Regions from separate parts of the Homo sapiens genome. Here region 1 is linked to region 2. Evidence: chromatin loops called from intact Hi-C (ENCODE). Cell type or tissue: B cell. All regions are shown on one strand. Each heading gives the region's core, and the rest is flanking DNA. Links, peaks and the distances in the headings are about the cores only.

Evidence for each region. A loop is a pair of places that touch in the nucleus more often than their neighbours do. Peaks named below come from ENCODE experiments on the same cell type or tissue, not always from the same donor. Only the 100,000 strongest peaks of a DNase experiment are listed, where the experiment ranks them.
Region 1: a loop joins it to region 2, with 6 times the contacts of the local background. A loop is called at or near these places in 5 of 110 quality-filtered maps.

The regions. Positions count from the first base shown.
Region 1 is chr2:31,248,197-31,264,742 of GRCh38, forward strand. EHD3 (EH domain containing 3) reads left to right here. Exons shown (of 6, transcript NM_014600.3): 3 at 1,175-1,272; 4 at 12,314-12,726; 5 at 13,353-13,517. LOC124905983 (a long non-coding RNA gene) reads right to left here. Exons shown (of 4, transcript XR_007086270.1): 1 at 15,172-16,546; 2 at 9,460-9,651; 3 at 1,152-1,510. Among named protein-coding and RNA genes, the nearest start is that of EHD3, 22 kb to the left of the region's middle. RefSeq lists enhancers at 4,530-4,609, 4,650-4,699, 4,980-5,059, 8,011-8,838, 8,924-8,973. In B cell, for the core only: no CTCF peak of the experiment used is centred there; DNase peaks (open chromatin) are centred at 8,175 and 10,325; H3K4me3 peaks cover 1,979 bases; H3K27ac peaks cover 4,298 bases.
Region 2 is chr2:31,310,092-31,326,153 of GRCh38, forward strand. No RefSeq gene overlaps it. Among named protein-coding and RNA genes, the nearest start is that of EHD3, 84 kb to the left of the region's middle. RefSeq lists a silencer at 8,695-8,764. In B cell, for the core only: no CTCF peak of the experiment used is centred there; DNase peaks (open chromatin) are centred at 8,800, 9,400 and 9,880; H3K4me3 peaks cover 895 bases; H3K27ac peaks cover 1,862 bases.

The DNA of each region.
Region 1 (16,546 bases), core at 6,559-14,558, 60 kb before region 2:
CCTTGTCTGCTCCCCTTCCCTCGCTTCTCTTAAATAACACTTGACTGCTTTCCTAATAGAGATATTTGGCCTTTAAATGCCCAAATAAATGTTCCTGGGTGGTTCCCATTCTTCGAGGCCAGCTCCAGTGCCTCCTCCTCCAGGAAGCCCTCCCTCTGCCTCCAGGAAGCCATCTCTCTGCCTTGAATCTTCCAAACACTACATCTGACTTCTCTCAGGGTGCTGGTCCCATTGCACTGTGTATTCTGCTTGTCCATGTACAGGCCTCCTGGCCTCCTGTCCTGCACCAGGCTGTGCTCCTTGGAGACAGGGATCGAGGTTTGGATATCTTAGTGTCCCCAACAGCAGGAGTTGGCAAGCATGAACCATGGCTGCCTCACAATCATCCAGGGAGCTTCCTCAAGGCATAGAGCCTGAGTGAGACCCACTTCTGGGGCTGGGGCTGGGATTCTGGCCTGGCTCCTGGGAGTCTCCATTTTAAGCCAGCCAGGCTTGTGATCCTCTGGCCATAGCACCCAGCCTGTTATCTTGCACAGAGTAGGGCCTCAGTTACTGTTGAATGATACCCCATTTACAAATGAGGACATAAACAGAGAAGCACAGCCACTTGGCCCACAAGGATCAAATCAGAAGGAGGCTCCCCAGACCCTGACTCTGCAGTGATGGTTTGGGACAGACCCTTGAAGTCCCTCCTGCCCCGCTAGTCCCTAGGGGCTCATTTGAAGAGGAGCCAGGGGGTCTTCTCATTGGCTATCTAAAGAAGCTAAGGTTCCTAGAGAGGGCCAAGCTAAGTGGAGTAACTCAAGGCAAGGAGGTAGCTGACCAAGGACAAACTAAGGACTTGGGGCCATAAGAATTAAACCCAGGCTTTGATCACACATGAAGACCCAATGTCGCTATGGAGTAGCCCTGCTTGCTGGTCACACAGCATTTTACCAAACACACCCGGGTGCAGGGCGCTCTTAACACTGGATGTGGGGAGAGGCAAGAGGACTGGGGTTCAGCCCCGGGTCAGCTGTCAGCCACACCCTGAACTGGGCAAGTCCATGGTGAACTAAACCCTTCAGGATGCACCTGCAGCTCACCTGAGAGAGACAAGACAGGTGGTTGGAGTCATGCGGCTAGGTCATGAAAGGTGGGCGAGTACTCACCCAGGTTACCTCTGCCCATGCAGGTTCGTGTGTGCCCAGCTACCTAACCCTGTGCTGGAGAGCATCAGCGTCATCGACACACCAGGGATCCTCTCTGGGGAGAAGCAGAGGATCAGCCGGGGTAAGCAACCTGCCTGAGGGGTGTTGGCTGTGGGCTCCATGGTTCTGGCACGTTCAGTCTCTTACATACCAGAAGAGAAGCACCCAGGGCCATGCTGTCCCTTGGTGAGCCGGCACTTCTCCTGTGCTGTGTGGGATCATTTTACCTGGGGCAGTCCTAGGCCGGGGTTGGCAGGGGTCGGGAGAGGGGAATTCAGGTCCACCGTAGCTCAGGAGATAGCTGGCCTCAGTCTTCTCATCTGTAAAATGAAGACATCAATATCAGTCTTACCTCGTTGGGTTTATTCATGCTACAAGGGGCACCTTCCATGGCCCTGATCCTGGCTTGCTTCTTAAGTTCCTGGGGAGCTTGCAGCTCTGCAGGGCAGCCAAATGCATACAGAGAAATTCAGCTCAATGGTATCAGTGCCCTGGGTCATAAGAGGAGGGAACCAGGTAGTGAAAGCACTTCAAAAACTGTTCACTACAGATAAATACAGGATAATTGCTCATTAAAGGAGGTTGCCTGGTATGGTGGTTAGAAGACAGAACTCTGGAGTCAGGCTGGCAGGGTTCTAAGCCTGCCTCTGCCACTTCATAGCACAGTGACCCTCAGCAGGTTTCTTTATTTCAGTTACTTTGTCTGAAAAATGGTGTGGGGCGGTGGGGGCGGGTGGGGTGGGAATAGTATTATCCATCTTACAGAGTTGTTTGAAGATTAAAAGAAATGCTTAAGATAAAAAGCCTTTTCTGGTTGGCACATAGCAAGTACCTAGTAACCATGAGGGATTATAGATGATCATCATCATCATCGTTGTTTTCTTTTTTTTTTTTTTTTTGAGACAGAGTCTCAGTCTGTTGCCAGGCTGGAGTGCAGTGGCACGATCTCAGCTCACCGCAACCTCTGCCTCCCGGGTTCAAGCGATTCTCCTGCCTCAGCCTCCCAAGTAGCTGGGATTACAGGCGTGCACCACCACACCCAGCTAATTTTTTGTATTTTTAGTAGAGACGGAGTTTTACCATGTTGGCCAGAATGGTCTCGATCTCCTGACCTCGTAATCCACCTACCTTGGCCTCCCAAAGTGTTGGGGATTACAGGCGGGAACCACCGCACCCAGCCTGTTTTCTTTTTTCTAACTCTAAAATGCTAGGCAGATGCTATCAAAAGCTAAAAACAACTGCTCTGGGCCCCCACCCCCAGCCTGTCCTGGCACAGTTTGCTGAGTGTCCTGTATAGCCCACTACCCTCTCTGTGCCATGTGTTGTATCTCTGGCAAGAAAATCAGATGACGCCATGCCCACCCCAATATTGGAGCTAGTTGCCAGGGCTGGAGCCACATCAGCACTCAGAAGTCAGCCTATGGGTAAGGAAGGGCTTTGAACTGCTGGGGTTCTCTGGGAAGCAGCTAGAACTCTTGCCTGAATGGACCTAGGTAGGTGACTGTCTGCATGTGCCTTCACCCTCTGTGCTCTGTGGCTCTGGCTGGGACACAGATCTGCCCTGCCCATGTCTGTGCCACAATAGTGGGGCCCAGAAACCTTTGCTCTTTCTGCAAGAGCATGGCCTGCCCAGGCCAGCACTGCTCACCCCAGACCCCTCAGAGGAGAGGTCACAGCCTCATGGTGTGACAGGCCAGTGCTCCTGCAGTTGTGTATTGACGAGGCCCAAGTGGTGCAGGCCCTTGGCCCAGGTGCAGGCCACTAGTGCCAGACCTGGGCTTCTGTCCAGTGCTCCTGTGAGCTGCCTTGGTGTCCTCTCTGCAGAAAGCAGCTCTCTTCTGATGAGGGCAGGTGTGTGGTGCAGGGCCAGGCTCGGCTCTTTGAGGCTACACTATGCCTGTGTGTGAGCTGCCATGGCTGGGAGTGGAAAGGGAAGACAGTGAGAGAGGCCCTCCAGGTCAGCAGCCTGCTCAAGGGCCAGGTTAACCCGAGTCAGCCCTCCAGGGAAGACACAGCCTGGAGTCCTCATCCTGTAGCAGGTGGGAGGGAGTGGGGAGGCTGAACATCCTGAGAGGAAAGCCCTGCCCTTCCTCCTTACCACCTCTTGCTTTGCTTAGGAGGTGAGACCTGGGAAGAAGAGGGGAAATGAAGCAACTGAGTCAGGAGGGACTTGGGAAACTGTGTTAGCAGTTCCTGTAATTGGTGGCCTGTGAATTCTGGGACATCACAGTGTCACCTGGGAAGGGGGTCTTGGAAGACTTGATCTCCTGGCTCCCTATCTCTGGGCTGTATGGTGGAGGTGATAGGGAGCTGGAACCCCTGGCCTGGGAAAATAGGGATGTCTGAGCCTCCCTCCTTCCAGCCAGCACGCACGCTGTAAGCACCTGGCTCCCTGTTAAGGGCCCTGTGGAGGGACAGCACGGGTGGTTTTTCTGTCTTGCTTTGGTTTGTTTGCCGGAGCACCCCCTTTCTCCTAACCCACCTATTCCCAACCCCAAGTGGTTCATCTGGGGTTTACCCTGCGTTTAAGCCTGAAGGGGATTTGCTGTTTCACTCAGGCAGCTCAGGACTCCTCCAGGAAGGCTGGGGAAAGCCACCCCTTCCCAGTGTGAACTCCCTGGGGGACGTCACATGTGCACCTGCAAGGCCAGTGTAGCCTGACCAGCGGGTCCAGAGAGGACTCCAGCCTCTGCGGTTTCCAAGGACACTGTACTAGGAATTCAGAGTTCTGGGCTTTAGAACCTGTGTGTGTCTCAACAGGTCACATTTTCAGTGTCCCCATGTGTAACAAGGGGTAATGATATGTACCACACAGCCGTCTTGTGAGGTCTATAGACCATATGAAAACACGGGCCATAGCCCTGGGTCTGGATCACCATGAGCTACCTTCCTCCCTCCCTCCCTGTCAGTTGGCACCACCTATCATACAATCCCAGAGTAATCTGTGTGAATAGTTTCCCTTGTAGTTGTGCAGTGCACAGCCTGTGCACCTGTATGTGGCAGGCTGGTTCCCAGGGACTCCTGCCTTCCTCAGTTCCTATCCTATTCTATTCTTTTCCTATTTCTGTTTTTGTTGTTGTTGTTGTTGTTGCTGTTGTTGTTGTTTTGAGACGGAGTCTCGCTCTGTCACCAAGCTGGACTGCAATGGCGTAATCTCGGCTCACTGCAACCTCTGCCTCCTGAGTTCAAGCGATTCTCCTGCCTCAGCCTCCTGAGTAGCTGGGACGACAGGCATGCGCCACCACACCCAGCTAATTTTTGTATTTTTAGTAGAGACGGGGTTTCACTACCTCTCTCCTGCCTTTGTCTTTGGACCCCAGTGACTGCCTTAAGCAAATTAGGCCCTTGGTGTTCTTGCCTGCACTTCCTAATGCCTCCCATCCCACATTGACTAAGCACCAGGTCCCCCTACCTCTGGGAGAAATGATGGCCCCAGGAGTGGCTTTGCAGGCCAGTTTGTTTTCTGCTTTCCTGAGTCCAGACTGTAAATGCAGCTGCTGGCAAAAGCAGCCTGCGTTAAAAACAAGAGCTAGAACTGGGCTGCTGGCGCCTGGGGCGGTGCTGACCTCAGCACCCTGAGGAGACCAGGACAGTTGGGGGAAGGGCGTCAGACACCCTCAGTTATCTGTGGTACCCCAAACGAGTAAAGTTTCCAGGGTGCAGAGCCCAACCCCTTTCTTTCTCACAATTGGCCTTAGAACACATAGCTCCAGTTTAAACTGACGCACACCTCCCCCACCCTCCCCCACCCATACCTCCTTTTACGCACACACCCACTCCCACACCCACACATGCATACACACTCCTCACACATATCCTGCATATACACAACTCCCCTCTTCCCCACAGCAACCCCCTCCCACACACACACACACACACACACACACACACACAAATGTGTGCATAGAACAAAACTTGCTTTCTCATGGCTTCTTGCCTAGGGCTCCAAGAGCTCTGGGTTTGGCCACAGAGCAGACTGGGTGCTTCTCGCCTTACTCCAGCCAGCCCAGGCAAGGACCGGACACCCTTCCTCCCTGGGATAGTCCTGCCAACTATGTCCTACACGAGGGCATCTAGAACCTGAAACTCAGCCCACCTTCTGCTCACTGAGCCTCATACCTGGCGCAGGGCTGTGTCTCACCAGATAAAAAGGGGCATGGTTATCAAGTCGGCACAGAGGCCCCTACTGGCCATATTAGACTGCCTGTTCTGCAAAGTGAGCTGCTTCCCAGGGCTCCAAGACCTCAGGCTTCACAGGAAGGAGCACTCGGGCCCCAGGCTGGACTAGGGCGGCAAAGGGTCGTCCTTGCTCAGGGTGTGGACCCTCTACTGGGCCTGGGGCGGGGTGTGTCTTGTGGGAAGAAGGCTGGGGTGCCCGGGAAGCTGATTCTGGGAGGTCCTGGGCCAGCACTTGTCTCTGGATGCAGATGCATTGGGGTGGGCAGGGGAGGAAGACAGGGAGGTGGTTCCTGGAAGTGGCAGGATGTGCCCCAGCCTGGCTCATTACTGGGAAGAAGTGAGGATGCAGCAGGAGTGGGAGGGCTCCAGAAGGCTGAGTGTCCTGAGCTTAGGAACCACATTTCCTGGCTGCTTCCCAGCTAGAAATCCCCATAGGCGCCACCTTAGGAAAGCAGGGCGGGGCTTTGTGCTCACATCACAGACTGCACAGCTTGAAGCTCCTCCCCACAGGCCCCTTTCTGCACAGGTGAGCTCAGTAAGGCCAGAGCAGGTTGAAAATTTGCCCGGATCACACATCTAGGGAACTCGGGTCTTCCTATTCCTGGTCCACGGCTTCTCAGCACATTATCATCACCTGCCCCGGAAGAGCACAGGGGGTAGGAATGAGGGCAAACCTCTCATCTCCAGGTTTCCTCTAGGGGTCTTTAGGGCTCAGACCTTGGCAGGTCTGGGCTGATCCTTGCAGCCTCACATTCCTAGCCCATCCAGGGCACCCTCATTGGAGCAGAGCCTGCACTTAAAGGCCTCTGGGTCTTCCCAGACTACGTGCCGGTACAGGCACGCCTGTGTGGGCGCTCCTGTGCCTGGGCAGAGCAGCCGAGTCCTGACGCCCTTCAAAAGGCCTTGCCAACCATCTGCTCGGGCCGCTCTTTGCCGTTACTTCTGGGAAGCATCTAATGTGGCATTTCTTCCCCGTTGTCAGCCAAACTCTTCCCACATTTTGGAAATTGATGCCTTGTTATTCCTCTTTTGCTCAAATGCCTTTAAATCTTGACGGAGATTTTTTTGGGGAGGGATGGGGTTTTGTATGTACCCACCGCAAGTAAGTGCCTGGTTTGAGGGCTCAGCCTCTGAGCTTCAGGCTCACATGGCTGTGAGCTGTTATAGAAAGAGAATGTGGGCTGCAAGTCAAGGAGCTGGGTTCCAGGCCTGAGTTTGCCACCACCTGGCTGTGTGAGCTTGGGCAAGCCCCTTAATCTCTTTGTGTCCAGATTCCCTGTCCTGTAAGATGTGTATGCCCTACTTACCTCCTGGGATACAGAGAATTATGAAGAGCGAATGAGGTCACGTGGCTGGAAACCCGAAGAAGTATGCTGCCCTGTGAGGGCCCAGGCACTGCATGCCAGGCCATGATGGAAGCCGGCGGGTGAGGAAGGGGTGGCTTTCCTTACTGTGTTTGTCTGATTGATTTCCTCTTGCCTGGCATTACTTCAAAGTGCTTTCTTTCCAGTCATCTGGAGCCTCCGGTTGGAGGGGACCATAGATCCCTGCAGGCTGCCCAGTCTCCAGGCCCGGAGCTGGCTGACTAGACCTCTTAGAGCCAGCAGACTTGTGCTATGAAGTCCAGGAAGGGCAGCTTCTCTGCTCTGTCTCTTGGGGCTTGAATCTCCCCCGACTCACTAGTCCATATTTCATGAACACTTGGGCTGCCGCAGGTGCCCAAGAGCTACCGTTGTGGGTCTCAGAGCCATCGCTGGGACCAGAGAGGGGAAGGGGGCCTGTCACTGGCCATAGCACTCACCGCAGCTGCTGAGGCAGTCTGTGCTGTCAGATCTTGTTGCCACAGCTCTACCACAGAGTCCTCATTCAGCTCTACCACAGACCCCTCATTCAGTCATTTGTTATCCCTATTTTGCAGCTGAGAAAATTGAGGTTCAGATTTGCCAAATAAATGAGAAAGCTAATCCTATACCATACCCTTTTTCTTACTGGGTCCAGTCCATACCTTTGAGATACCGCCATTCCTAGATCTGCACCTAAGTCCAGGCCAAGTGAACAACTAAATATCCACCCTACAGATGACACAGCCTCGGGGTTAGCCAGGAGCAGGGAAGTCGAGCTTCAGAGCAACCCATGGAGTCATTGCTTGATGGTCATGGTCTTCACAGCCACACCTGGCTGGAAGCTTCTGGCATTACTGAGTCTGTAATTGGATAGCAGCTTTCCAGAGCAAATAGGAGGCCTCTGCTTATAAAATCACGGAAAGAGTTCCCAGAAGCCCTTGGCCTGTCCTCAGGCAGAGGCAGACTTCACACAGGCATCCCCGAGGCCTGTAAGACAGCAGCCTGCAGCCTCTCTCTCTTGCTGTGCCTGCAAAGGGTCCCTTGTAGCTAATCTCCATCCATCCTGTTGTACTCCCCACCCTCACACCTCTGGTCTCAGATGCAGAGAATTGTGAACCGAGAAAGGAAGCTCGGAGGTTGTCCAGCTCAATCCCCTGATTTGACAGGCAAAGAGACAGAGGACTAGAGAGGGGAGATTCTTGCCCAAGGACACACAGTAAGTTAGTGGCTAAGCGGAAACGAGAGGTGGACTCACCCAGGCCAGTGCTCCTCTGGTGACTCCTACAGAGCACATCCCATCTCATAGAAACTAGGGCTTAAAAGGAGTGCTTTACAAAAAACAGCAGGGCAATGAGAACAGCCAAGGTCACAGCTCAGCAGTTTCACCTGCATCCTCTGATTTGTTTAGATCCTCACAATAACCCTACGACTGAGTCACTGATTCCTCAACCATAAAACTGAGGCCCAGAGATTACTCATTTACTGTCTCCCAGATGCCAAACGTGGAACAGGTTTCCACGTTTTCCACGTTTCACTTCCGTTCAGCAAATACTGATAGTGCACCTGCTGTGTGCCACACACCGTGCTGGGTGCAGGGGAAGCCCAGAAGGGTGAGGTGCTGCCCCTGCCCTGTCCAGCTCCCAGTGCACCGAGGATGATTTCAGTGAGCTGAAGAGCAGAACAGGAGCGTGCATGATGCTACAAGACCACTGAGGGCAGGGACAGGGATAGGCAGGGGTCTATCCTGTTCTGGCAGCATGGACATATTGCTGCCCCTCAGCCTTTGCAGACACAGCCTTCTCTTACATCGCTGGTGTCATCAGGGATTGCAGCAAGTTGCAGGGACAGAGCCTCTTCCCTTCTCTGCAGCTTCTCTGGTGTCTTTGTTTTCCCCAGCCTGGTGGAGGCGTGGCTACAGTGCAAGAGTTGAGTTTGGAGTTCAGGTCTTGGCTCTGACCCCCAGCATTGCATGGCCTTGGGCCTTTCTCTCACCCTCTATAAACCTCCATTACCTTGTCAGCATAGGACTCAACACTGGCTGCCCTGGCTGCCTTAGCCTGTTCTGAGCCATTGAGCCAATATATTGGGGCTGAGATTTGCTGGACAGGTGAGAGGGAGCTGCAGCCCAGTCTTGGTCCTCCCAGCAGCCCCTCCTGTGGCCTGCACTGGCACAGCTAAAATCCAGATTGGGGAATAAGGAGCAGCAGAAGGCCAGAGGCCTGGCAGGGAGTTGTGGAGGGTCCCTACTGCCCTCCTGCTGTGAGCTGTTTGCAGAGGTGGGGGTTGGGGATTTTCTTAGCCCTCTGGCCCCTCCCTACCCACAGCTCTGAGGGACTGCCTTTGGGAGGTGACAGCAGCCTTGCCATGCGCTGTGCTGAAGGGAAGATAAAAATAGGCTGGAGCCATCCCTGGGAAGGGAAGGATGGACAGAGGGATGTAGGAAGGAGGGGAGTAGTGCGGGCTGCAGGCTTCACCTGAAGTGGGAATGCTTAGGCTTCCCGGGCTCCAGTGAGGAGCTGGCTGTGCCTGCGTGCCAGGGAGGGAGGGAGGGAGGCAGGGAGCGGCCAGGTGCAGAACGGCTGGATGGCTGACAGCTGGGTCATCTGGCCTCACGACTTGCCAACTGTTTGACTCTCTCCTCTCTGAACCTCAGTTTCCTCCCCTGGAAGTGAGAACGATACTCCTCGCGCTGCCTGCCTCAGAGCGTGTCGTGAGGGTGACATGAGATAATGACATGAACATCTTACCGTCTGCAGCAAGCACTGAACTTCGAGTTGGAGGCTAGGGGTCGTGTCTCATGGGTGGTATTGGCTGAGTCACTTAACTCCTAGAGTTTGCGTGAACATCTCCGAGGGAGGGTTGATGATGCCCCTGCCCACTGGGCAGAGCAGCCTCTGAAGCACTTTCCTGGGCCTTGTCTCTGAGCCGAGACAGGACACCTGTGTTCAAAAGAGAAGGCAAAATCTAGTTCACACCAGGCCCTCGATGACGCACCCATCAGGAACTATCCTCAGGATGGCACCTGGAGATACTGGGCCAGCTCTGCCCCTTCCTGAGCCTCAGTTTCCCTATCTGTAAATCAGGAAGTTGGACCATTGATGGCTAAGCTCCTCGTAGCCTCATAGGTCTACGCCACAGGAGCAGGGGGAGAAGGCTCAGGTGTTAGTTGAGCTGTATATTCATTGAGCAGCTGACAGATCTTGGAGAAAATCACATGGCAATGGGAATGCTTGGAAGCACTTCATTTACCAAAGACAGAGGAGCTGAAAATGGAGTAGTACTGGCATCCGGGTAACCAAAGGAGGGTTTGACCTTCCTTTGTTTGTTAGAATTCTCTTACAGCCACCAGGGAAACATTACAGGGGTCCTCCAGGAAGCTTTAGGGCAGCAAGTTTTCCCGACCGTCTGATCCCATCCCCCTACCCCCTGTGGCAGTGCCTCCACACGTCCTAAATATGTACCCCACTGGGTGTTCACTAGATGCCACAGGGTGGGGGAAAGGCTTTTTAAACCTAGCTCCGTTGGCTCCATTCATCCTCATCCCCCACCCCATCGATGCCTGCTACTTAGTCTGAAATGACAGCCTTTGAAAGTGAAAGCCAACTCGGTGCAGTGGTTCATAGCACTGACTCCAGGGCTACCTTCCTGGACTTGAGTCCCAGCCCATTGCTTACCAGCTGGGTGACCTTAGACAAGTTCCTTTATCTGTTTGTATCTCTGGTTACTCCTCAGAGAAGTGGGGCTGATATTAGTGTCTAATGACCCTACACAGAGTCATCGTGAGGATTAAAGGAATGAATGATTATAAAGTACTTAGGTCAGTGCTGAACACCTTTTGAATGCTATTGTTATTTTTATGGGCCAGTGGTATTCAAAGTGTGGCCCTTGGACCAACAGCATCAGAATCTCCTGGGAGCTTGTTAGAAATGCTCTGCGCCAGACCTACTGAATCAGAAACTTTGGGGATAGAGTCCAACCATCTGGGTTTTAAGAAGCCCTGGGGGGATTCTGATGGAGGCTAAGTCAGGACCCCTGTTAAAGACAGTCAGAGCTTCTTAAGTCTGACTCACTCACAAGGCAGTTGCCTGATGATCTTGCCTGGTCTCTAGCCTCCCTCTGTGAGGCAGGGCAGGCTTTTTCCTAATGATTTGGTTTCCCATTCGATGGTGGCAATGAGCTTTGGGTCCCCAGTGTGTGTCACCTTGGAACCCTTGTGCTATGGGGAGCCAGGATGGTTGGTCACTTTAGTACCCAAGAAAGGGCTCCTACCTTGGTGCCAGAGGTATGCCACGGGGGAGTGGCAGGAGGAGAGGCTGAGAACCCTGCTCAGACTCAGAATGGGAAAGCCTAACACCTCCATCTTCATGCGACTGCTGCTGCTCATGGGCTGTGTGCCCTTCGACAAATCACTTGACTTCTCTGAGCCCCACTTCCTTATCTCTTGTCTTCCTATTTTATGTAAGAGGAGCCTGAGACACAGAGGTAAGACCTACTGGGGCTCTGGGTGTCAGTGAATGTATAGACTATTGGTCCACCCTCCTACTTCAGCTCCTACTGGATCCACAGCTACTTGGGATTGAGCAGAACAACTTCTCTGGGGCTCCTGTAACCAGTCTGACCTAAAGCAGCTTAGTGCTAGATAACCAAGATGCGGGTGGCCAGAGTTCCAGTCACATCCTAAGGAAGAAACCCCTTGTGGTTTCAAGAGTTGGGAATTTTGTGCTGCAGCTGATTACAAAGGAAAGAGCCTGAGTGAGAACAAGATGTTTTTATAACAAGAATTGCAGATTTCTTCCAGACCAGTGACAGGCATGGTCTGAACCATCATCAGTATCTACTTTTTAGTGTTTCATTGTTTTCAGACCTTAGAAAGAATTTCTGGGTCTTTGTGTCAGATTAGGTGTCCAGACTTTCTTTTCCAGCGGGCTGCTAAATACAGTAAGCACGGATAGGGGAGCTGGTATGGAAATAATGACGTTAATAAGAGTTACTAGGCCAGGCGCAGTGGCTGGCTGGGGGCGGTGGCTCACACCTATAATCCCAGCACTTTGGGAGGCCAAGGCAGGCGCATCACCTGAGGTCAGGAGTTCAAGACTCAGCCTGGCTAACATGGTTAAACCTGTCTCTACTAAAAACACAAAAATTAGACGGGCATGGTGGCGCATGCCTGTAATCCCAGCTACTCGGGAGGCTGAGGCAGGAAAATCACTTGACCCCAGGAGGCAGAGGTTGCAGTGAGCAGAGGCAGTGCCACTACACTCCAGCCTGGGTGAGAGAGCAAGACTCCGTCTCAAAAAAAAAAGTAACTAGCATTTACTGAGCACCTACTAAGTGCCGGATTCTAAGAGTATTTAATCTTCATAGTTCTATTAACTAGGTATTCATATTATTTTAGTATTTAACAGTATTTTTAGACGAAAAAAATTCTATGAGACATTGAGTAATTTGCTGGAGTCCAAACAGTTAAAATGTGGAGGAGCCAGGATTTAAACTTAGATCTGACTCCCAAGACTGTGTTATTTCTACCACACCCGACTGCTTCTCCAAACCCCTACCCTATACCCCAAAGGCCCCAGCCCCTGATTGTCCCTCTGCCGGCAGGGTATGACTTTGCAGCTGTCCTTGAGTGGTTTGCCGAGCGGGTTGACCGCATCATTCTGCTCTTCGATGCCCACAAACTGGACATCTCTGATGAGTTCTCAGAAGTCATCAAAGCCCTCAAGAACCACGAGGACAAGATGCGAGTGGTGCTGAACAAAGCTGACCAGATCGAGACGCAGCAGCTGATGCGGGTGTACGGGGCCCTCATGTGGTCCTTGGGGAAGATCGTGAACACCCCAGAGGTGATCCGGGTCTACATCGGCTCCTTCTGGTCCCACCCCCTCCTCATCCCTGACAACCGGAAGCTCTTTGAGGCTGAGGAACAGGACCTATTCAGGGACATCCAGAGTCTGCCCCGAAATGCTGCCCTGCGCAAGCTCAACGACCTCATCAAAAGGGCCAGGCTGGCCAAGGTGAGGCAGCCCCCTGGGAGGTGGGCAGCTTGGGCAGGGGCCCAGAGTTTGGGGTCAGCTGCACGAGCTGAGGGTTGCTGCCTCCAACAGCCAGTGCATCATGTGTGTGACACCAAGGGGCAGGACAGTGCGGGAGCCATGGTTACAAGCTCTCAGGTCAGATGGCCAGATTGGAACTGACTCCATTGTTTACTGTCTGTGGGATTCCCAGCCTTGGCAAGGCCTTTAGTCTCTCTGTGCCTCTGTTTGCATCTGTAAAATGAAGGGGTTGTTGGAGGATAAAGTGAAATAAAGAGTCTCAAAGCCCTCATCACAGTGTCTGGCACCTTCAGAGATGCTCAGCAACTGTCAGCTGCTGGTATTGCCTTCAGCAGCAGCAACATGACCACCTCACCCTGCCTTGACCATAGCTCCCCACAACCTCACCTTGCCCACATAACATAGAAAAACAGCCCAGCCCTGCAAGCAACATGGAGCCATGAGGGTAGAGGTAGAAATTATTTCAAAAGTAGGAGCAGGAGGAGGCGGGAGGGATGTAGGGGAAGGAATGATGCAAGAGCCATCCTAGAAGGAAGGGACCGTCCAGGGTCTTGATGTGAAGGCTTCTCTCTGGCCCTGTTTGTCAGGTCCACGCCTACATCATCAGCTCTCTGAAGAAGGAGATGCCCTCGGTGTTCGGGAAGGACAACAAGAAGAAGGAGCTGGTCAACAACCTGGCCGAGATCTATGGCCGGATCGAGCGGGAGCACCAGATCTCACCTGGGGACTTCCCCAATCTGAAGAGGATGCAGGTAGCGAGGGCTGGGGTCTCTAAGACAAGGGACAGTGTCCCGAGAGCTGGCTGAGCAGCCTGAGTATGGAGGAGGCCACTCTTGGAGCCCCCCAGGGAGAACCCCGCCCAGAATCTGCAGGCAAGGAGGTGGCCCTGGATCTACACTCCTAGCTGGGCCATCACTGGCCCAACAGGGGCCATGTCTGGGCCTGGGGAGAAACACGGAGCCCACCGCCCCAGTGGTGCAGGTGTGTTAGATGATGCTGGGGGGCTGACACCTCCAGTTAATGACCTTCTCTAGTCACAGCCACCACAGGCTTGACGTCCCCACCATCTCTGGTGCAGTGGGATGGGTCACCTGACCAAGGTTCTCCAGGCTCTTAAAGTGCTCGAGTTTACATCTGAGGTCCCCCTTGTGAGCAATCTGGGACACGAGCTTCGGGGAGGCAGAAGTGCACACGGGAACTCGTCATCTTTGGGTCCTATTGCAGGTGCCTATCTTGGGCCAGTGGCCATCACACATGGTTTCTTACGGTTTTCCCCAAAGCACTCATCAGAGGGAGGCATTTTTCATCTGCCTTTTTACAGAAGAAACAGAGGTCTCAGCATTTTCTGAGTGTAGCATTCACATAGGCCACAAGAAGAAGAGCCAGGAGCTGGGCCCAAAGGTCCAAGCAGGAAACCACAACATTGACTGGATCCTCTGAGCCTCCATTTCCTCATCTGTAAACTGAAGCTACAAAATCACGCCTTATACAGGTGTTGTGAGCATCAGTGAGATAATCTTTGCAAAGCCCTTAGCACAAAGCCAGACAGACTATGCCCTTAGTACACAGTAGCAAATCATTAGGTGGGCAGAGGGAGGTGGGTGCTGAGCACAAAGCACCCACCCACTGTACAATGTTTGCAACTTCTTATGATTCTAGAATTAGGAAATTAGAGGCCAGGCACAGTGGCTCACGCCTGTAATCCCAGCAGTTTGGGAAGCCGAGGCGGGCAGATCACCTGAGGCCAGGAGTTCGAGACCAGCCTGGCCAACATGGCAAAACTTGTAATAAAACTACAAAAAAATTAACTGGGCATGGTGGCAAGCACCTGTAATCCCAGCTACTCGGGAGGCTGAGGCATGAGAATCACTTGAACCCAGGAGTCAGAGGTTGCAGTGAGCCAAGATTGTGCCACTGCACTTTAGCCTGGGCAACAGAGAAAGACTCCATCTCAAAAAATAAAAAAATTAGGGAATTAGAAAAATCAAAAAATAGCAGCCACAGAAGCACTTAATAGATGCTGTTGCTCTTGTTTTGATCTTTAGCTTGGGAATCAGTTTCTCAGTTTAAATCTAGGTTTTTCATAACATCACTATAGTCCTCAATAGGCATTTTTAGTTTCCTATCCGGCAGAAGAAAAAGAAAAAAATATACATTCCAAGTATTTGGAATTTGTTCATGTGTCCATTCACTCATATAACCACCTACCACGAGCCATTCACTAACCAGCATTGCTTTTGTTTTGCGGGTTTCCCGGTCCTTGACTTGGAGCACTTCAGCTCTTCGCTTCTGCTTTTGTTAAGAATTTAATGATTTGTAAGCAAACATTTGGGAAGATAACATTTGAAAGGGACCCTAAGACCCCAGTTTTAATGTGAGGAATTCTTTCAAAACAAAGATTCTCACCTCATTTGTTTGCCAGTTCAATATTCTGTTCTGCAGTTCAATATGCTGAATCCACAATGTAAACAGCTGTCCTGTGTGGGTGTCCATCGTAGGGTAATGGGAGCACCCACCATGCCCCCTAGTTGATACTGGGACCCCTGCATGGGAGCCCACCAAACATACCTAGATGTGAGCAGGCTGGGAGGGACAGGAGGAATGAGAGGTGGGAGGACCTTGGGACGTGATGCTCTGAGGGGTGGGAGATAGGGCCCTGTCTGCTCCTCCTCCAGGAGTCCTTCAGCCCTAAGGCCTTCCTGGCTCAGCCTCACCCTAGGAAGGAGGTGAGAAGTACCCAGGCTAACACTTGCCCTAGAAAGCTGTGGGTGTTTTTTGCATTTTTCTGCAGCAGACTAGCTGTGCTTCACCCTGTGTACTGGCCTCTTCCCAGCTTCTGGAGAGTTAGGTGGCCAGAGCCAGGGTAGGAGCAGAAAGCTGTCACCCTATCACCCTCTACAGGCCATGGAGAAGTTGGTGTTCTAGACTCGAAAACTTTCAAAATTGCAGAGACCTGCAAAGTGGAAGATATTTCTTTTATGGTGTGGTGTGGGTTGTCATGTGAAGGCAAGAGGAGCTCTTTCAAAATCGGCATGCCCACCTGCCTGCCTGTGCCTGCTGTGTCAAACCCTCGGGGACAGTCATGCCTTGCTAATGACAGGGACACATCCTCAGTAATGCATTGTTAGGTGATTTTGTCATTGTGTGTGAACACCATAGAATGTATATACACAAACCTGCATGGTAGGGCCTACCACACACCTGGACTATATGGTATGATGACCTATTGCTTCTAGGCCACAGACCTAGCATGTGACTGTACTGAAGGCTGTAGGCAATTGTAACACCATGTATTTGTGTATCTAAACATAGAAATGGTACAGTAAAAATACAGTATGAAAGATAAACAGTGGTATACTTGTACAGGGCACTTACCATGAATGGAGCTTGCAGAACTGGAAGTTGCTTTGGGTGGGCCAGTGAGTGAGTGGTGAGTGAGTGTGAAGGCCTAGGACATCACTGTACACTGCTGTAGACTTCTTTAGAAACACTGTACACTTAGGCTACACTATATTTATTTTTAGAAACATTTTCTTTCTTCAATAATAAATTAACATTTCTACTTTACAGACTTTTTTTTTTTTTTTTTTTTGATACAGAGTCTCACTCTGTTGCTAGGCTAGAGTGCAGTGGCGCGATCTCGGCTCACTGCAACCTCCAACTCTGGGTTCAAGCGATTCTCCTCAGCCTCCCGAGTAGCTGGGACCACAGGCATGTGCCACCATGCCCAGCTAAATTTTTTTTGTAATTTTAGTAGAGACGGGGTTTTCACCATGTTGGC
Region 2 (16,062 bases), core at 4,244-12,243:
GTCTCTAGCAAGGCCAAATAAATTTTTCTCAATTATTTCCCCAAATATGTTTTCCAAACTTTTAGATTTCTCTTCTTCCTCAGGAATCTCAGTTATTCCTAGGTTTGGTTGCTTAACATAATCCCAAACTTCTTAGAGGGTTTGTTCATTTTTTCTTATTCTTTTTTCTTTGTCTGTGTTGGATTGGGTTAATTTGAAAACATTGTCTTCAAGCTCTGAAGTTCTTTCTTCTTGTTTGATTCCATTGCTGAGGCTTTTCAGGACATTTTGCATTTCACTAAGTGCGTCCTTTATTTCCTGAAGTTGTGATTGTTTTTTATTTATGCTAGTTATTTCACTGAAGATTTCTCCCCTTATTTCTTGTATCATTTTTTTTTATTTCCTTAAATTGGACTTCAGCTTTCTCTGGTGCATTTTTGATTAGCTTAAGACTGAACTTCTAAATTCTCTTTCAGGTAAATCAGGGATTTTTTCTTGGTTTGGATCTATTGCTGGTGAGCTAGTGTGATTTTGGCAGGGGTTGGGGGGTGGCTGTTAAAGAACCTTGTTTTGTCATATTACCAGAATTGTTTTTCTGGTTCCTTCTCATTTGGTATGCTATGTCAGAGGGAAGATTTAGGGCTCAAGGCTGCTGTTCAGATTATTTTGTCCCACAGGGTGTTCCCTTGATGTAGTACTCTCCCCCTTTTCCTAGGGATGTGGCTTTCTGGGAGCCGAGCTGTAGCGATTGTTATCTCTCTTCTGGATCTATCCACCCAGCAAGTCTACCAGGCTTCAGGCTGGTACTACAGGTTGTCTGCACTGAGTCCTGTGATGTGAACTGTCTTTCGGTCTCTCAGCTGTGGGTACCAACACCTGCTCCAGTGGAGGTGGCAGGGGGTGAATTGGACTCTGAGAGGGTCCGTAGTTTGGGTTGTTTAATGCACTGTTTTTGTGCTGGTTGGCCTCCTGCCAGGGGGTGGTGCTTTCAAGAGAGCATCAGCTGTGGTAGTATAGGGAGGATCAGGCGGTGGGTTGGGGGTCCTATAACACCCAAGAGTATATGCCTTTTGTCTTCAGCTACCAGGGTGGATAGGGAAGGACCATCAGGTGGGGGTGGGGCTCGACGTGTCTGAGCCTTGGGTGGGTCTTGCTGCAGCTGCTGTGGGGGTTGGGGCTGTGGTTCCCAGGTCATTGGAGTTATGTTCCTAGGAGGATTATGGCTGCCTCTGCTATGTCATGCAGGTGGTCAAGGAAGTGGGAGAAATCCAGAAGTCACACTCTTCAACCAGCTTCCACATGACCCAAAAAGTGGGTCTCACTCCCACTGTGTCCCACCCAGCCCCATCAACAGCAACAGTCTGTTTCCAGCCAGCAGGTGAACAGGGCTGAGAACTTGCCCCAGGCTACAAGCCTCCCAGCTGCAAAAGCAAGTAGGGCTTTTGTGCTTCCCCACCTGTGGATTCTGCACAACAGATTCATGCCCTCCCCTGAGTTCTGGCCAGGAAACTTTGCGTTTGGTTGGAATTTTTACAAAGTTCAGCTGGAGATTTCCTTCTCCCTGTGGTCTTTTCTTAGTTCCTCCCCTCCCCAAGGACCCCTGTCAGACAAGTCTGAAATAGCTTCCCAGGAGACTCAGAGCCCACAGGGTTTTTGCCACTGCTTCCTCTACCACTGTATTTTGCTCAGCTTTCTAAATTGACTTAGCTCCAGGTAAGGTCAGAATCTTCTCCCATAATTTAGACCCTCAGGTTCCCCAGTGAGGGTATGTGTTTGGGGGCAGACGATCCCCCTTTCCCACCTCCACAGCTTAGGCACTCACAGTATTTGGGCTGTCTCCCGGGTTTTGCAGGGGCAATCCACTTCCTTCAGAGGGTCTGTGGGTTCTCTTGGCTTTCCTGGTTTATTCCTGCAGTATTCTGGAGTGGTTAGTTAACACTGAGGTTTAAAACCCTACACTCTTGCCAAAACTCAAGGAAAACATGGGCAGCTCCCTCCATCTCCTCCCTTCCTAGGAGAGAATAAGGAAAGGCATGTGGCCTAGAAGCAAGGGGAAGAAAGAGGGCCAGAAGGAGAGAGGAGACCAGCATGTGCCCAGGATTAAAATCAGGCAAGTTCTCCACTTACGAGGGAAAGAAGGACATTGTCAAACTGCCTTTAGAGAAAGGACAGAGACAGAAGGGAGTTTTGTTCTTGTTGTTGTTGTTGTTGTTGTTGTGTTTGTTTGTTTGTTTTTTGAGATGGAGTCTCGCTCTCTCTCCAGGCTGGAGTGTAGTGGCACTATCTCAGCTCACTGCAACCTCCACCTCCCAGGTTCAAGCGATTCTCCTGCCTCAGCCTCCTGAGTAGCTGGGACTACAGGCACGTGCCACCATGCCCAGTTCATTTTTGTATTTTTAGTAGAGATGGGGTTTCACCATGTTGGCCAGGATGGTCTCGATCTCTTGACCGTGTGATCTGCCTGCCTCGGCCTCCCAAAGTGCTGGGATTACAGGCGTGAGCCACCATGCCCAGCCGAGAGAAGGGAGTTTTAAATGTTCTTCAGTGTTTCCAAAGGGCCTTCTCCATGACCATTGCTGCTGTAAGCTTTCCCCTATAACCAGGAGGTCTGGCTACCCATGGCCCCACATCCGAAGGCTCAGTGGGTAGAAGAGCTGAGCCTTCTCTGGTGAGAAGTGAGGTGCTGGGCTTGGATATCGGTTTTTCAGCACACTAACCCAGTTACCACCCTCTTTCCTTCTCTCTCCACTAGTCACACACCCCTGTTTTCTAGGTGTGAACCACTGACAAAGCATTTTTCATGCACCTTGCTTTGGTGGTGATGTGGCCCACATCTACATAGGCTCCAACTACTGCCAGCAGCTGGTGGAATGACTTAAGGTCTAGCAGAAGTCATATGGATAGGTCATATTGATAGAGTCATATCGCTATCCCTGGCGATTACTGCAGGTGCAGTAATCAGCTCAGACAGCACTGTGTGTCTGCTTAATCAGATGAGTGTCTGGATGATGTGTGTTATTTGAGAAGAGCACAGAGATTTGAGTAGTTCAGCCCAGATTCAAGCTCTGACTCAGCTACTTACCCACCCAGTACATGACGTGAGTGAATTAGTTAACTTCTCTGAGCCTATTTCCTTATCTGGAAAATAGAATTAATGCTGACATCATAGGATCACTGTGAACTAAAGTGGTTAATTAAAAACAAAAGTATTTGTGAGGTATGAAAGCCTGCAGTGATATGGGACACCATAAAGGTGGAGAACGTAGTATCTGAAGTTGAAGAGCCCGGCACTTGGGTTCCAGCTACACTGGTCACTAGTGCGGGGACCTTGAACAGATGCTGATGCTTTTATTTTTAATATAGACTTTTTGTTTTTCAGGCAGGGTCTCCTTCTATCACCTACGCTGGAGTGCAGTGGCATAAACATGACTCACTGCAGCCTTGACCTCCTGGGCTCAAGTAGTCCTCCTACCTCAGCCTCCTGAGTAGCTGGGAACACAGGCACATGCCACTATGCCCAGCTAATCTTTCAGTTTTGTAGAGACAGGGTCTTGCTATGTTGCCCAGGCCAGTCTCAAACTCCTGGGCTCAAGCAATCCTCCCGCCTCAGCCTCCCAAAGTGCTGGGGTTACAGGCATGAGCCACTGTGCCCGGCTAGACTTTAATTTTTAGAGCAGTATTAGGTTCCCAAAAAAATTGAGTTGGAAGTACAGAGATTTCCCATATATCACCCCCAACCCCAGCTTCCTCCACTGTCAACATCCCATGCTGAAGCGGTACATTAGTTACAATTGATGAACCTACACAGACCCATCATTATCACCCAAAGTTCATACTTTGCATTAGTGTTCACTCTTGGTGTACATTCTAAGGGTCTGGACGAATGTATAATGACATGCATCCACCATTACAACATCATGCTGAGTAGTTCCACTGCCCTAAAAATCCTCTGTTCTTCACCTGTTCATCCTTTGTTGCCCCCAGACCCCTGATAACCACTGATGCTTCTACTGTCTCCATAGTTTTGCCTTTTTCATAATGCCATGTAGTTGGAATTACACAATATGTAGCCTTTTCAGATTGGCTGTTTCACTTAGTGACATGCATTTAAGCTTCCTCCATGCCTTTTCATGGTTTGATAGCTCATTTTCTTTTAGTAATGAATAATACTCCATTCTCTGGATGTACCAGTTTATTTATCCATTCGCCTACTGAAGGAAATCTTGGTTGCTTCCAAGTTTTGGCAATTACAAATAAAACTGCTGTAAACATCCATGTGCAGGTTTTTTTGTGGATCTAAGTCTTCAACTCAATTGGGCAAATACCCAGGAGAATGATTGCTATATCATATTCACTTTTCTGAGCCTCATTTTCTTCACTGGTAAAGTGGAGATAACAATAGTCCCATAGGGTGATTGTGAAGTTTAATTGAGATAATGCACATGAAGCCCTTAGCAATGCACCCAGCACATAGGCAATACTCAACTAATGGTAGCCCATCCTTGTTATCCTATTCAAGAGTAATGACAATACAAATGTGAGAGATGGAAATTCAAGTATTGACCGAGGGATATGACACATGGAGGTGGCATAGTCATGCGTCATCTGTCCATACTCCAAGAGGGCACAGGGCAACAAGAAATACTAGAAGACAGTCAGGGCACCACTGCTGCCATTGAGGTGGGATCTGGTCATCTCCTAGGGCCTGTGACCCTGAGTCCTGCAGTCCTGAGCTGCCAGGGTAGGGGAGGTGGAGATCAACCCATGGTCCCACAGTGAAGTGTGTCCCAGCTTTAGCAAACCAAGGTATCCTCCCACTGTGCATTCCTCTCCTCCCCAAGCCTGCTCCTCCAGCAGCTCCCCACTCCCCTCCTTTTGACTTATCTGAGCCAAGCCCTGTCCCTAACTAGAAACTCAGAGGTGATGAAAACAAAGTTTTTTCCTCGCTTTACTTACTTCCTGTGAACTCGCTTAATTGTTCCCAGATTACTAGGTCACCAGGAGGATTTGGTACCTTGGATTTTTTTTTCTTCTTCTTCCTTATGCTTTCTGGAGACAACAAGGGTCACTTGGGGTCCTGCCTTGTGTGGCAAGGGTATGCTGATCGGATTTCTCTGGAATCCATTTCTGTGGTGTTTCTTGAGTGAGGGGATGGACTGAGTGGCCTGGGTGGTGTGTGGCTTTCAGAAAGCAATGCATTATTTTCTGCAGAAGTAACTAAAGACACGTTCTCTGAGCCTCCAGTGATAGGCCATGTTAGCTGGAAACAATAATGGTGGTTGTATTTCTGTTGTTTCTATCTCAGCCTTTCTTTTTCAGGCTGCCATAGAATTATTAAATGGTTTGAGTCAAAATCAGGCCTGAGCCTTTCAGAAGCCTTTCCTTAGACAAACACCGCTGGTAACGCTTTAGTTTAGCCTTCTGACAAGTGGGTCTCATTACTCCACCCATGTGCCCTTCCCCTCTGCTCCCATTCCCCTCTCTTGGATAAAAGCCTGGGGAGGAGTGAGAACTGCTTTGCCCTGTGCTCTTGGAGCAGGGCCTTTCTCTCAGGATACAAAGCCCTTGGGGAAGCAGGCAATTCTGCCCATGATGCTTCTGATGCTTTGGGTGGAAAAGGTTGCCACCCGAGAGCCTGGTTTAGGCACCACTCCAGCAACACCCAGGAATCAGCTGAGTGTCCCCCAGCATGTCACCTCCACGGTGAGGGTGTTGGACCTGATGACCTCTTCTAGATCCATTTTTAAACATTTCTCCAAGTGACTTTAGCACTACCCAGTAGAGGTTTCTACAATGACAGGAATGTTCACTAAAGGCTACCCTGTACAATAATGGCAGCCACTGGTCACGTGTTGCCTTTGAGCACTTGAAATGTGAATGGTACAGTGCAGAAAGACTTATTTCATTTAATTTTAATTAATTTAAATTTAAGGAGCCACAAGGGGCTAACGGCTACCATATTAGACAACACAGGCCTAGGCTACTGGATTCTGTATGTTTAAAACTGTGTGTTCCATCCATTCTATCTAGAAATTATACCACATCCACCCATGTCTCTTCATTTCCACAGTATCCACCTTAAGCTGAGCCACCAACATCTCTTTCTTAGGAAATGACAATATTTACTCCTTGGTTTCCTTTCTCTAACTTTAGCTCCCTCTGATCCGTTTGCTACAGTGAAAAGTGATCTTAAAACAAAAATTGACCAAGTTACTCTTCTCCTCAAAATCCTTCAACAACTTCCCCACTGCAGTAAAATTGAAAACCCCTCATGAGGCCTGCAAGTGCCTGCATGCTCTGAGCCCTGCTCCCTTGAGTGTCTGCACAGTCTGAGCCCTGTTCCTTCAAGTGTCTGCACACTCTGAGCCCTGTTCCCTTCAGGCCTCATGCTGTCTCAGTCTCCCCACTGTACCCACCACAAATTAGGCTTCTGGAAGCCATCAAACCCTTTTTCAGTTCAGGTCCTTTGCTTAAACTTCCCATTTGTTCTAGAGCTGTGCTGTCCAATACAGATGCCACTAGCCACATGTGGTTTTTAAGAAATATGTATTTTTTCATTAATTAAAATTAAACAAAACTTAAGATTTATTTCTCAGTCACACTAGACACGTTTTAAGTGCTTGCTAGTCACATGTGGCTGATGGTTACCATATTGGACAGCACAACAGTTCTTTTGGACAGCACAGTTCTGGGACATTTTTCCCCACACTTGAGCTTAGCTAATTCCTACCCATCCTTCAAGTCCAACATTCCATAGAGGCCTTTTCTGACCCTCCACTCTAAATTAAGGGTCCCCGCTTTATTTCTCACAGAACCTGCAATTTTCCTTTTCAGTTCTTCCAACTCTTTGCAAAATTATAGTTACGTGTCTGACTGTTTAATATTCATGTTTCCTATTAAGATCTAAGGCAGTGTCTCTTTTGTCCACCTGTCAATCCTCAGCCCCTGTCTCAGTGCCTGGCACTTAGCAGGAGCTCATTCATGTTGAGTGAATGAATGAAATAATGAATACGTATATAGATGGGTATAGTGGCTAAACATCATTTACTTGCCTAAAGAAACACAAAATCAAGAGTGAGAGCTTAGGAACCACATGGTCCTGAAATAAAACTCTGACTTCCATTCTTATTCTAACCTTTGGGAGCCACTGTCTCCTCATGTAAAAAACGAATGTTATTGCCATCTTAGACTGCTGTGCTGAGGAGTGAATGGGCTGACACAGGCAAAGCCCTCAACATATAATTATAATAGGTGTCATGTGTACATGCGTTTTTTTCTCTTTATCCCCTCTGCTATGTCCTTCTATCCTTCTCCATGGTCCCCTCCCTTCCACGCTGCATCTCTGGACCTGGCCTCTGCGTCTCTCATGCCTCAGGCCCATCCCTCTCTAAGAGATCTTTAGTTCCTGCCAACCTGTCGCAACTCAAGGATTAAACTAAACATTTCTCCAGCATAGAGCACCCCCTATGTTTGGGCATTCTTCACTGTCTTCCCTGTATGTGGCTGTATAAACCAGCCTGAACTACCTTCCCACCCAGAGCTCATAAAGGCAGACTCCAGCCTGCAAATGCTCTCAGAATAGCATTTGCTCAGAATAGCAGGTGCTCTTAACACCTGGCAGAGAGGGGCCCCATTCTCTTTGGGCATTTTCCATCAATTTGTATCTGCAGACCACATGCATCAGAATCACCTCCAGGGCTTGTTTAAAATTCAGATTCTTGGGTCTCACTCTAGATTTATTTAACCAGAATCTCTGCAAGGGGGGCCCTGAACCTGCATTTTCAATAACCAGCTCAGATGATTCAGAGCTCTTGTCAAGCCTTCTCAGGGTATAACATTTAACCCCGGGGAATACTGGGAGGATGGTTCCGATAAGCCACTCACTGATCCTCCTTTAATGTTTATACAATTTCATTTTTACATCAAAAGATCATTTACCAAACACCTACCTAGTGAGTTATTGAGTTTATTACTATTATTTGGAACTCATAAACTCACATGAGGAATTTTGTCAGGCTTAAAGGGGGTGCCAACCCACTCTTCTGCCCAGAGTTACCTGCAGCAGCAAGCCATCCTGCAGACTTCCATGGGGTAAGTGTCCACAAAAGTCACTGGAAGTCCCCATTGGTAGTCATTTAGAAGGACGCAGTGTAATCAAAGGACCATCACTGTTGTCTTGAATGGGTCGTGATTTAAAATTGCTGGTCTTTTTGGTCTTTAATGATAATTTATATTTGTTTCATCACTATCAATTTGTTTTCTATGGGTGATATGGTTCACCCTACAGTATGTAGGCAAGCAGGTTGGCATCAGTATAAACCATGGCCTACACATTCCTAATAACTAGAACTTAAGGCACGCAGCTTGCTGTTCAAATATAAATAACCTCAAAGCCAAAGCAGATGTGTGTATACGTAATCCCTTCAAAATCTGCATGAGATTGATATTTCATCATAGTAAGCGTGTTCATTTCCCACATGAAATTGTAAAGGCAGTGGCTAGGATAGTGGTGCCAGCAGAGACATTTAAGCAGCCCTGAGCCAGGCTCTGAGCAGAGCTCTTGTCATTTTTCCTTTTTTTTTTTGCTTTGGGAAGAAAAAGATATCTTCCCCTGGCACCCTAGGCCCACCTCCTTCAGGCAGAATTGCCAGTTCCTCTGGCCCCTGCCTCACCCCCTTCCAGAGTTCTCTCTACTTAACTCCACCCTCAGGCTCCACCCTTGAAGGGCACAGCCCAGCTGTACTGAGTTGAGGTTTTTCTGACCCTCAGAAATAAGCAGTTAGCAACATCCCCAGCGCCTGTCTTCTTTCTGCTCTTCCCAGGGGGCCCTTGACTCACCACCAACCCACAGGGGAAACCACAGAGCACAGCAGCCCAGCGCCGACTGCACCTCCCCGGAAAAGTTCCTGGAGGTTCAAGAATGGCTCCTCTATGTTGACTCCCTGTCTCATCTCAGGTGCCATGCTGGACTTTTATATACGGGGTCTTAACCCCCCACCACAGCACAAGCCAGCAAGGTGGGGCTTCATGCAAATGAGGCGGCTGAGGGCCAAAGCAGTGTGGTGGCCACCCCTCACCAAACTGAGCCTGTTCCCAGTAACTACTCCCTTTACCGTCCCATGCTGGAGGCCAGCGCCCAGCCAGCTCCTCTCTGTGCCTTTTTTTTTTTTTTTTTGGTTTTTATTACATCCAATCCCATTTATGTGAATGTGCACAAAAACAGCAAGATCTTGCTGGTTTGGAACTAGGACATACTTAATTTTAAAAAATATTGAGGATTATTTACACATAGTGAAATGCATAGCTCTTAAGTGAACCATTCAATGAGCTCTCGGGTGCAGCTGGACCAAGTTAACAACAAAGCAGTACACAGGGGTTTAGCTAAGAGGCCAGGATGAAGAAACTAGGAAAGGAGCCACTCACCCTCACACAGCTGTACCACCCCAAGTTCCCCTTCGCATTCCCACTGAGGGCCTGCTGACATCCTGTTTAACATGACTGTCAAAACAACTCTTGTTATGCTATCTCAGCCATGTTTATGAGAGCAAAACCACTTGGGAGTAAGCCAAATGTCCATTAAATAAACTACAGTGCCATCCATACAATAGAAAATACCATTGAGAAAGAACATTAATAGACACGGAAAGCTGCCTGTTAAAGGCACCTCATAAAACACCAGTGTTAACAGTTGTTCTGAGTGTCCGGATTATGGGCAACTATTATATTCTTCTTCTGATTTGCCAGTACTTTGTGCAACAAATGTAATAGTAAATAAATTTTATTTGTTGAAGGTGCTTGGCTCTACATTGTTACATCTGGAGGAACAGGGTGTACACAGGAAGTGTAGAAACGCTACAACAGCAATCTCCCTGACAGAACTGAGATGAGCAGCGGGGAACGCCTACATGCCCTAGGACAGGAATCTGTGGCTGGCTTTCTCTGGTTCAGAAGGTCTTACTCTGTGCAAGAGCTTGCACACATATCTCATCATTTGGAGGAAACTAACTGGTTAGCACCCCAGGCAAGGCTGGCTGTTCTCACTGCCCCTTCCATGTGGTTTACTGCCTCTATGGTTTTGTTCTTCCCACTCCCTCTTGCTGAAGAGCCCTCTGGCATGGCTCAGCAGATGTAAAGTCTATCCATACTGAGGCAGGATAATGGCCCCTCAAAGATGCCCCAATCCCTGCATCTTGTAAATATATCATGTTGCATTGCAAAAGAGGCTTGGCAGATGTAATTGAGGTTACAGAATTTAAAATAGCCAGAGTACAGCTGGGTACGGTGGCTCACGCCTGTAATCCTAGCACTTTGGGAGGCCGAGGCAGGTGGATCACTTGAGGTCAGGAGTTAGAGACCAGCCTGGACAACATGGCAAAATCCTGTCTCTACTGAAAATACAAAAATTAGCCAGGTGTGATGGTGCATGCCTATAATCCCAGCTACAGGGAGGCTGAGGCAGGAGAATTGCTTGCACCCAGGAGGCGGAGGTTGCAGTGAGCCAAGATTGTGTCACTGCACTCCAGCCTGGGTGGCAGAGCAAGACTCTGTCAAAAAAAAAAAAAAAAAAAAAAGCCAGAGTAGCCCAGATCATCCAGGTGCACCCAATCTAATCACATGAGCCCTTAAAAGCACAGAACTTTCTCCCGCTGGAGTCAGAAGAGAAGTGGCAGAACTCAACAGAAAGATTGGGAGCGTGAGAGGGACTTGACCCCCATTGCTGAAGGCTACGTGGAAAGCATGAGGAGAAGGTGGGCAGCCCCCAGCTAACAGCCAGCAAGGAAGTGAAGACCTTAGTCCTACAACTGTAAGGAACGGCCAACAATGAGCTTAGAAGCAGATTCATCCCCAGAAACTCCCAAAAGGAACACGGCCCTGCCAAAACCTTGATTTTGACCTCGTGAAACTCTAAGCAGAGGACTGAGTAGAGCCACATGTACCCACACTTCTAACCTACAGAACTGTGGAATAATAAAAATAGGTGTGATTTTAATCCATTAAATTTGTGGTCATCTGTTATGGCAGCGATAGAAAACAATACACTATCCTTCAGGATCAATGCAAATGCCACCTCTGTGAAACCTCCTCCAATTCCTCCCTCCATATACGTGAGCGTTCCCGTCTCTGAATTCTCCAAACACTCTTCCCCAGGTCTCTTCAGCCACCACCGTGGTCCACCTGGTCTTAGGGTTATTTGTGCACATGTTGTATTTCTCCTGCTAGATAGACTGCGAGCTACTTGGGGCAGTATCTGAGGCTGATTCATCTTTATTTTCCTTTTAGGGCATTGCAGAACGCTTCATACGTAGTCAGAGCTAAATTTTTGTTGGAAGGATGTCTTCCTACCAGTAGATGGATGTTTATTGTTTAATAAAATGAATCTCTATGGCAATTAGGAATTAAAATATGGACCCCGGAAATATTTGCAAATATAGAAAAAAGTAGCCAGTGATGGATACTGACAGCATAAGAAAAACTAGAATGTGCAAAAGTAGGATATCTAAATCTTTTTGATGCTTGGAATCTGACTGCTGTGGCAGTTGGTCCTAAGATGTACATTAACACAAAAAATAAATAGGATTACAAGTAGGATTCTAAAATATAACCTCTTAAAACTTCTAGCAACATGGAAGTTTAAGGAAATGAATGTTCCTCTGCTGCTTCAAATAGATAGAAATGTTGTAGAAACTGTAATATAATTTTTTAATATCCAGCTGAGCTCAAAATAAAGAAAAGGAAACTCTCAGATTCCAGAGAAGAGAAAACTCCAAGTCAGACTGTCAAGAGCAATGGCTGAGCAGTCCAGTGGGCTTGGGAACAGGACATCGGTCCTCATGGCTTGGCTTAGGGATTTAACATCCACAGGTGAAGATGAGATGTTCTCAGGCTGATGGAGGTAGAAAGCTGAACTTCTATACCAAATAGTACCTATGGCATAATAAGAAACTTCTATTTGGTCTTCATCCCTGGTTCCTGATAGAGAATTCCTAAATTGCTTGGAACTTGCTAGGTGATAGGAGTATCTTTTGTTCCAATGAGGTTACTTTTGGTGGGCTTCTAGACAGCTTCAGAATGGCGACTGGTTACCAAAAGGACCAAGCCTTGATACGAAGCCTAGAATTTTTAGCATCACTCTACCCTCCCACACCACCCCATCCTCCCCAGGAGGGAAGAGGGGCTGGAGATTGAGTTAATAATAGAGTGTGCCTATGTGATCCAACCTCCATAAAAAACCTCTAAACGATGGGGTTCAGGGAGCTTCCGGGTTGAACACATCCATGTGCCAGGAGATGGGGGCACCTCAACTCCATAGAACAGAAGCTCCTGCACTTAGGACCCTTCAGACCTTTTCCTATGTTCCCTATATGCCTGGAACTCATCTGGTTGCTCATTTGCATCCTTTATAATAAGCTGGTCAATGTAAGTAAAGTGCATTCCTGAGTTCTGTGAGCTGTCCTGGCAAACTATCAAACATGAGGAGAGAGGCATGGGAACCCCTATTTATAGCCAGTTGGCCAGAAGTACAGGAGGCCTGGCACTGAAGCAGGGGCAGTCTTATGAGACTGAGCCATTAGGCTGTGAGGTCTGTGATAACTCCAGGTAGTTAGTGTCAGAATTGATCTGAACTGTTGGACACTCTGGTGTCCAGAGAATCAGAGAATCGGTTGTAGTGTTGGAAAGCACCCTATGTAGAGTACCCATGAAGAGGGGAGAGAAAAAACTATTCATTAGCCTGTGGAAGCAGCAAGAAAGCATTGTATCTACTCAGAGTTCTTGGGAAGAAAAGAAAACAAAAAGTTTATATGAAAAATCAAAATTCCAGGTGTGGGGTCTATATTTACCCAGCACACATGGTAGAAGCTCACCTTTGAACTGATAAAAAGGCAATAAAAGCACAGAAGACACATGTGCTCTATAGGGAATCGTTCCCCAACCCACAGAGCACAAGTTCACCACAGGAAACGGAACACTCATTGAGAATAAGCTTATAATGAAAAAAAAATGATCTATGTGAATAAATATTCCACATTGAAGGAAAGAATTAGACTATGAGAACTTGTAAAATCTGTTAAAAATAAATTGTACTTAAAATGTTAGAAAACACTTCTGTGAAGTTCTTACTACATGGTAAGCATTGTTCTAAGCATTTTACTTGTTTTAAAGAGATGAAAGAAGGAGTAGAACACAATGATAAAATACAATAAATGGAAAAGGAAATAGTGTCGATCATCACATACGAAGCACTACCAAAATTCCCCATGCACTGGCACTTGGTAGAGCTACATGACTTGTTCTGGCCAGTGGTCTGTGGCAGGTGGTGCTGCGTGTTAATTCCAATATTGGCCATAGGATAGCTAATGTGACATCCTCCAGATGTCCGTTTCCCTGTTGCAGACACCCAGTAAGCCTCATATTCCAGGTAGTGCAACTGCTAGATGATGGAGCCTCTTTCGTCCTTGGTCTCTGAGTGACCGTGTAGAACAGACCCCACCAAAATCCACTGGGTACAAAGGAGTGAGAAATAAACTATTGCTGTATTCAATCATGGAGATTGGGAAATTTGGGATTATTTTCTTTCTGTAGCATAACCTAGTCTGTACTAACTCAAGTGAATGTGAAAAAAAATCAGAATGTATGAAAATAAAAGTAAAGAAACTAAGACTAAAAACTCGATTTACTTAAACATGAAAATAGACAGAGTTGAAGAGATCATTAAATAATTGAAATGTAGACCTAGGAAATTACCCAGAAAGCACCACAGAGATAGAGATGAGAAATATGAGGCCTAAAGATACATGGAGGATAGAATTAGAAGTTTCAGTACAAATCTATTTAGAAGTTAAGGAAAGAAAGGATAGAGAGAATGGAGGAGAAATAATGTTGCAATAAATAAGGGCTTAGAATTTTCCAGACTTGAAAACAAGTTCTCAGGATAAAGAAGCATGGTGAATTCCAAGAATAATAGGTAAAAAGTTAATCCATGCCTAGACAACAGAACACCTTAAAATAGAATACTTTAACAGAAGAAAAACAGCCAGAGAAGAGATAGTGCCTGCAAAAGAAAGACAATTACGCTGGCATCAGAAAAATACATTCCAAGGGTTTGGGAAATATAACTACTCAGCTAAATCAATAGCAGCTAATTCAGCAAAATCATCATTTATGAATGAGGGCAAAATAAAGCCTTTTTTTTTTTTAACAAAAAGAGACAGAGCTTGCCATTCACAAACTCTGGCTGAAAAACTATGAAAGCGTGTGTTTCTAAAAGAAGGAAATTGAAGCCAGAAGGAGGGAGTGGAATAAGAAAGCAATAACGAGAAAAACAAAGGTAAGCGTATGAGTAAAACTAAATATTTGCCTGTACAAGAATAACAACAATGACTAATCAGAGTGTTAAAGTGAAACTGAAACACTTGATTATAGCCACACGGAGGAAGAGAGGGGAAAATCAATTAATGCATTCTAAGCTTCTCATCCTGTTTGGTGACAACATAGAAATATTAATTAAACATAGGCTTTGCTGAATCAAGTGTGCATGCTAAAAATACAGAGATGACTTCTAAAAGAATAGAAATAGGATGTAGAAGCACGAAACTCATATAAAGAATGAGGTGGGGAGAATGGTGGGGCAGGGGAAGGGTCGGGGGACAGGGATGCTTGATTAAGCCAACAGCAGACAATGAGAAAAAGAGAAAGAACATGGTCAGTAGTGACACACCAAATGAGATGATAGAAATGTCAAAATAGGCTATTAATCACAATTAATGTAAACACATTGTTTTGCCAGTTAAAAGAGAAATATCCTTAGATTGCATTTAAACACACACGTCCATCATGCATGCTATTCATAAGAGGCCAAACCATACACAAACTATGTGTATTATTTATTAGAGACTCAATAAAACGTGACACGAACAGTTGAAAATAAAGAAATGGGGAAGGTATGCTCCAAAATTCCAGTGTGGGCTATGTGCCTTAGAGGAAAGCTCTCATGCATTGCAGAAGGAGGCATGTTCAAAATTGTTCGCTACATTGAAAAGGGAAGATGATAAACAGCATAAACATCCAATGGTATGGGGATAAAAAAATTAATGTTGGCATGTAATAAAGCACCATGTAATGGATAAATGGCTAAACCAGATCAAATGGGCCCAGATGAATAAATATTAGAAGCATAACATTGAGTAGAAACAAGGAATTGCAGAAGGCTATCACAATATGATATCATGAATGTAGATCTTTTCCAAAGGAAACTTTTTATTGAAGAATGATATATATACATACATACTTACCTAAAATGTACAAATCATAATGAACAGTTCAATGAATTATTGAAAAGTGACCTGGCCTGGTAACCTGCACTCACATAAATAGAACATGACCAAGCCCTCCCAGAGGCTCTCCCCGAGTACTACATACCTCCAAAGGTAACCACGATCAAACTTCTAACCCTAGAGGTTGGTTTTGCCTGTTTTTGAAATGTATATATATGTGATCATACAGTGTGAACTCTTTGCGTCTGGGTTTTTGTTTTTGTTTTGAGATGGATCTCCCTCTGTCACCCAGGCCCAGGCTGGAGTGAAGTGGCATGACCATGGCTCACTGCAGCCTCTACGTCCCGGGCTCAAGCAATCCTCCCACTTCAGCCTCCCAAATAATTGTGACCTCAAGTGGGTGACACCATGCCTGGCTAATTAAAACAAATTTTTTTTTTTTCAGCTGGGCATGGTGGCTCACGCCTGTAATCCCAGCACCTTAGGAGGCCAAGGCCAGGAGTTCAAGACCAGCCTGGCAACATGGCAAAACTCTGTCTCTACTAAAAATACAATAATTAGCCAGGCTTGGTGGCACATGGCTGTAATTCCAGCTACTGGGGAGGCTGAGGCATGAGAATTGCTTGAACCCAGGAGGCAGAGGTTGCAGTTAGCTGAGATCATGCCATTGCACTCCAGCCTGGGCAATAGAGGGAGACCCTCTCTCAAAAATAATAATAATAAAAATATAAAAATAATTCTATTTCTAGAAATGGGGTCTCGCCCTGTCGCCCAGGTGGGTCTCAAACTCCTGGGCTTAAGCAATCCTCTT